2 separate regions of the Mus musculus genome follow, and region 1 is linked to region 2. The links are chromatin contacts, found by Hi-C or POLR2A ChIA-PET in ENCODE. All regions are on one chromosome and are shown on one strand. The core of a region is the stretch at or near the end of the contact, and the rest is flanking DNA. Distances in the headings are between cores, read along the strand shown.

Region 1 (3,067 bases), core at 467-2,966, 240 kb after region 2:
GATGCATTTGGAGAAATCTGCCTGTAGCGGGCTCTATGGACCTAGAGACCCACTGAGAGCTGAGTATCTGAGCTTTAAAGCCCAGATACAGAACAGCAGGAGGGGTAAGGTCACTAGCATGGTCCACAGAAGAAAGGTCTCCATCACAGCAGACAGGGGAGGGGCCTCCATCACAGCAGTGAGAGCTAGAGCCTCCATCAGAACAGACATCACAACAAGGAACAAGACAGGGAGAAGGAGGCCTGGACTGGGAAGATGGCTGCTTCTGGTTAGGAAACTTGGAGGGAAAAGAAACCTCATTGAAAGACAGGTTTCAGGGATACCACAGGGATGCTGTGGGTGGAATCACTCTTAGGAAAGACTGTCATTAGCAGTAAGAGCCCTGGTACCTCTCAGGCTGTGGGAGTCTGGTGTCTGAGGCTGGAGGAGCTGTCATAGAGAGACTCAGGGTCACCCTCTTCTATCCAGAGGACCATTTACCCGGGGAATGGAGAGACAGATGCTGTATAAAACACACCTCCAGCAGCCGGGGCAGTGATGGTGACACAGTGAGAAACAGCTAGAGCACCAGGCCTTTTTGTGGGGTTAGACATAGCGACCAAGAAACTGTTGTTACCCTGGCCTCAGGAAGTGGCTGCAGAAACAGCTACAGAAGCATCTTCAACTGTGGCCACCTCTGCTTTCTTTAACTGGATGCTGTAGGAGTCAAGTATACAGAGACACGCCCATTCTCACTGCACTTGGGGAGAGAACTAGCTTTCCCCAGCTGTGTCCAAGACACTAGGCAAATTTGGGAGGCTAGGCAGTAGGACCAGAGCTCAGGAGAATCGCGCTGCTACTGAGCAGCCAAGGCAGCTGGAGCTCTGCAGCCTGGCTCCTGTGACCCGGAGGGCTTGTGCGTCTCACCAGACAACAGAGAAGGCCAAGACCGGCCAAGAGCTGCCTTTACATGCCAGATGAATCCCAAGAAAGCGGTAAATTCATCTTCTGTAGGCAAGAAAGCCCCAGAGAAAAGGTAGCAGGGACCTGGAACCCTGCCTGCTCGGGAATTTAGCTGCGGTCTGCTTCCTCTCCCCTCTCCTTCCCCAAGCTGGTCTGGAGATCTTTTGCATTTCCTTTGTAACTGACAATTGTGCCTGCGGTTCCCCCCAAAGATTCTCATTTCTCCCCACATGGCCGGTGAGGCTTGCCCAGAGCGCAGGAGTAGACTGGGTACAGTTAACTAAGGTAGACAAGACACAGGAGTCAGGACCTGAAATGCACAAGAGGCTGGGGTCCCTGCCTTCAGCTCCGAAAGGGATGGGGGCAGGGGCAGGAGTCCAAAGGGGCAGGGGGCTTAGCTTACCAGCTCAAGCTGGTAGTCGGTTGATTTCAGGTTAAAGATAGTATAGTTAACACTGGTCACCTCAAGGTGAGTAACAGTATTAATAAGAATCCGCTCAAATCCTTCTGGACACTTAGGTAGATATCTACCCAAGCCCAGTTCTGCACCCGGTTAGGTATCTGCAGCTGCTGGGTTCTGGAGCACTTAAAATTAGCAGGATAGACGCAGAACCTTGGAGTCAGAGTATAGGTTTGGGGGTGGGGGTAGATGATCGGCAGAGGAATAGGGGCAGAGGGATACAGAGGGTTGAAGAGCCCCAGCCCGAGTCCCAGAGTCCAGACAGCGCGGATGCAGAGAAGTAATCCAGAGACTGGGCGGGGACGTAGCCCGAGGCGGGGACGTGGCTGGGAACCAGGGCGTATCTGGGGACCAGCCCGCGAAGCTCTGAAGCTTGGGTTAGGGGCGGCAGGAGGCGGGGTGAGTTTGGGCCCCGCCCCGGAGGGCAGTGGCAAAAGTTTGCCTTCGGATTCTCTGGGGCAGAGTCTGGGAGAACAAGTTCAGGGGCAGGCGACAAGGTCCGGGTGCTGAGCAAGGTGGCTGGACAAGCCTAGCGGGAGAGAAACCTGAGGCCACGAGCGACCTCCGGAGGAGCCCCTAGACGGGAGTCTTAGCTGAGACACGGCAGCATGCAACCAGCCCAGATGCGCCTTGCAGAACGAGGTGAGCGGCGGGACCGGATCCCGGGGTTGCACAGACCAGAGTCGCGGGTTGAGCGCCTGGGGGTTCACCCGAACCCCCTTTTTGGATAAAATTTCAACCAAGTCGGGGCACCAGAGTGACTTGGGCTCGCGAGTGCCTCGCTTCGGCCACCCCCTCCTGTTCATATCCCGGAGAACAGGACATAACCGCCTGTTGGAGCTGGTGGAGAGGTATAGGGTTCCTTTAAATAACAACCAGGGCTTTCTAAATGTGTTTGTAAACTCGGAGCAGAGTGAGCAGGCTGTCCAAGGGAAAGATTCTTGCTTTACTTGGCTAATTAAGAAGTTAGACAATCTTAGGAGAAGAAAACCTGGGCACTGGGAACGGCTGTGGGTTTTCCCTCTGGGAGAAAGCAAATGATTCTTTTAAGTTTTATTAGTGACAAAATTCCAGTTTTCTTAGCACTTCTCAAACTAGGCAATTAGGAGTGTCAGGCCTGGAGCTAGAAGACAAGGTGCCAGCAAAGTGATAATGAGAGAGAAGATTGGTGTGTCATATGTTCTTAACTGAAATAGAAGAAAGGGAAGGGTGACCATTAACCATGTGCCTGTACATGGTCTCTGCGTCCCTGTCTCTCCAGCCTTTAACAATCCTGACACCATGTTCCTTAGATTTGATGTAAAAGGGGGTTTCTCGTCAGCTGTTTAAAGGGAATCCTTTGCTTTAAACAAACACCTCTTCTTCTTGACACCCCCTCCTCCAAAGCCTCCAGAGTCACTCATTCTAAGGTCTGCAGCCAGAAGTCTCTGGTATTGCATATCACCACCTACAAAAATGTATCTATTCAAAGTTCCATCCTTTATAGACGAAAACCAAGCAGACAGGGAGGGCCAAGAGAATATAATTCCTAGAAAGTGGAGCAAGGGGTTGCATACCTCAGGTAAAGGCCTGGCAAGTTGTGGCTGTGGTCAGGGCTGTTTGGTTGAGGTGGTGGTGGTGGTGGTGGTGGTGGTGGTGGTGGTGGTGGTGGTGGTGGTGGTGGTG
Region 2 (2,926 bases), core at 426-2,925:
AATATCTAAAGCCACAGAGCCAGCTTGCTGGCCCCTGAAGTTCTACATCGAAAGTCACGATCCCTCCAAGTCTCTACAGAGTCCACTGAAGCTCTGAGAGGGGACCAGTCAAGTTGGGCACCCAGGCAATGTAGAGTCCCATCACCCCTGCAGATGATAGGCTGCCTCTGCGGGAGGGCAGCTGAAGGCTTCCAAAATCAGGCTGGACAGACATTCCATGGTGTCTGTTGAATAAGCTGACACTTGGCAGGTGCATAGGGGAAAACCACTCTTTAGCAGTTGATATGGGGATAGAAAAGTGACTACCGGTGAATGTGACAGGGTCGAGGGATTTAGTCCACCCCCACAGGGGAAAGGCAGGCGTAGCTCACTTACTGGAGATGAACAGGTCCTTGGAGGAATACACATGAGATAGAGGAGGCTCAGGCAGTTTGTCTGGGAATTGTGAAAGTCTCTGTCGATGGCAGTTCAGTTCTCTCGGCAAACCTGCCTTGAGGGCACAACGGGGAAGCACAGAGAAACCTCTCCTCGGTTTGCTGTTTTCAGAGTGCTTAGAACTCCAAACAACCAGCGCACCAAAGTGGCATGATCTGGGATCCTATATGCTGGTTTCCGTCACCGCCTCTAAGTTTCAATAATTTCCTACAACCTTTTTGCAATATGTTTTATTTATTCTTACTTTATGTGTATGAATGCGTTGCCCGCATTGTACCATATGTGTGCCTGGTGCCCTTAGAAGCCAGAAGAGGGTGTGTGATCCCTTAGAACTGGAGTTTCAGAAGTTTTGTAAGCCACCTTGAGGGTGCTGACAAAAGAACACGCGTCCTCGGCAAGAGCCACCAGCCAGCGCTCTTAATGACTCAGCCATCTTTCCAGATCCTACTCTTTAATTTTTAAAATACTGCTCTTGAGGGTTAGTTATCTAGATCCCTAAGGTTTTGGGTGTGCCGGTACACGCTGACCCACAAGAGTGCCTCCTCCAGCTTGGCAGGGAGCTGAAACTTTCTTACTGTAAAAACTTCTGGACCGTCACAGCGCCTGCGTATCTTTAGCACTCTGGCTCTCCTCCGTCAACGTTGAGATCTGCCCTCAATTTTCTTCCAGAACTCCAGGATATGGGCGGTGGAGGTATACATCCGGAACACAAGAGCCCAGGCTCCCCATAGCCTGCCTATTTCGATTAGAGGTAGAAGAACCCTTTAGCTTCCTCAACCCTTTTCAGAGGCCCTAAGCAGACACAACAGCTTCGGGGGTGGGGGGTGGGGGTGGGGGCTCCAGGCTCAATGAGGGAATGCTTTTCTGGATTGGGAGGGCGGATTGGAGATGGCCAGCTGGAGCCAGGAAAGCTGTAAGGCTTATCTAGGGCTGGAAGATTCTCCAAGGGAGGGTGAGGGGCGTGGCGTGGATGGAGGAGTAGGGGCAGTGGGCGGGGCAGAACCCTGGTGAGTCTAGGCTCTTTTGGGTGAGGTGGGGAGGGGCTGGTGGGCGGAACAGAACTCCGGTCCGCAGAACAGAGCAGGAGTGGATTAGGTGGTGTGGAACTGGGCCCGTGGGGTGGGATGGGGGCGTGGACCCGAACAAGCCTCGGATGTCCGGACTAGTTGTGGGTGAGCGAGACAGGATGCCGGTGGGCGGGGCGCAGGTGGAGCGGGGCAGGGCTCTGGTGGATGTTAAGGACTCTGGTGGGTAGAGAGGGTTTGCAAGGCAGGATAAAATAGAGGGTGGGAGAGGTTGATGGCGTGGCTCTGCTTTTTGGTGCGGGGCACCCAGCTGTCATCGCTGCTGTCGCAGCTTCTGGAGTGGCCACTGTGCTCTCTCCTCCCTTCGGCTCAAGGTGAGCTGTTCCAGCAGAAGGCGGGGCTGAGAGGCGCCTAGTGCTGCGGGAGGCTCAGTGTCATCTTCCAGCTAACAGGTGGCCGTGCAGCCCAGGGCTCGTCTCTCCACTGTGTCCTCTTCACGCCGAGCTCGTGGCGATGGTGGACGTGCTGGGCGGGCGGCGCCTGGTGACCCGGGAGGGCACGGTGGTGGAGGCCGAGGTGGCGCTGCAGAACAAGGTGGTAGCTTTGTACTTTGCGGCGGGCCGGTGCTCGCCCAGCCGCGACTTCACGCCGCTGCTCTGCGACTTCTACACGGAGCTGGTGAGCGAGGCGCGGCGGCCCGCTCCCTTCGAGGTGGTTTTCGTGTCGGCAGACGGCAGTGCGGAGGAGATGTTGGACTTCATGCGCGAGCTGCACGGCTCCTGGCTGGCATTGCCCTTCCACGACCCCTACCGGCAGTGAGTGGGGACCCAGGGGTCATGGGGCTGGCGCTCTGGCTCCCCCAGGACTGCACCTGTACCGTGCTATTGTTTCAGAGCCCTTAACTTTCTATCTGGCCTTTTTTGCTGTTCAGATCTCAATGTGGGCCAATTCCCCCGAATCTTGGTTTCAGCATCCACGGGGCTCCGGTCTGCCAGCGTTTTCTGCCTTTTACGATTGGAGTGTCAGGAATTCACATGTCTCAGGAGCCCCAGGACTGGTACTGATGCTGGCTGGCATCCCTTAGCTAGGCTCCTTGATCAGTGGGCAGAAGGAAGGGTGGGAAGCCACCCTCCTGACGCTGTGGATCCCCGCCTTATCCACAGAGCTGAGTTGGGGGGAGCGGATGTACCCCGGGAGAAGTGGGGAGGGCCTCATAGCGCTCATAGCGGGAAGAGCTAGGTCAAATATTAGCTAGCCATCTCTGCGACTTATTTTTACCTACAGCAATGGAGTTCCCTAACTACAGATGTTAGAGCAGGCAGGGCTTGAGAGTTTCAGGAGAAGAAGCAATAAAGGGTGAGAGGTGGGTATGGAAGAGTCCAGATGGAGATCTCATAACACACGTCCCCCAGACCTGCCCGCTTCTAGGACAGATGTCAGTTCCTGGGTATCCTTTAACTCTGGGT

The links. A loop is a pair of places that touch in the nucleus more often than their neighbours do. ChIA-PET counts read pairs that join two places held with the same protein, here RNA polymerase II (POLR2A).
Region 1: a loop to region 2 is called in a map of T-helper 17 cell, with 2.3 times the contacts of the local background. The contact joins the promoter of S1pr3 here to the promoter of Nxnl2 in region 2. A Hi-C loop is called at or near these places in 8 of 37 maps with a recorded cell type or tissue (CH12.LX, CH12F3, Patski and 4 more). POLR2A ChIA-PET finds 5 or more read pairs at or near these places in 1 of 5 experiments (embryonic stem cell).

The regions. Positions count from the first base shown.
Region 1 is chr13:51,406,902-51,409,968 of GRCm38, forward strand. It overlaps S1pr3 (sphingosine-1-phosphate receptor 3), which reads left to right and starts at 1,717. Exons shown (of 2, transcript NM_010101.4): 1 at 1,717-2,044. All of the region lies in intron 1 of Gm32834 (a long non-coding RNA gene), which reads right to left.
Region 2 is chr13:51,169,350-51,172,275 of GRCm38, forward strand. Nxnl2 (nucleoredoxin-like 2) reads left to right here and starts at 1,676. Exons shown (of 2, transcript NM_029173.4): 1 at 1,676-2,275. The coding sequence starts at 1,974.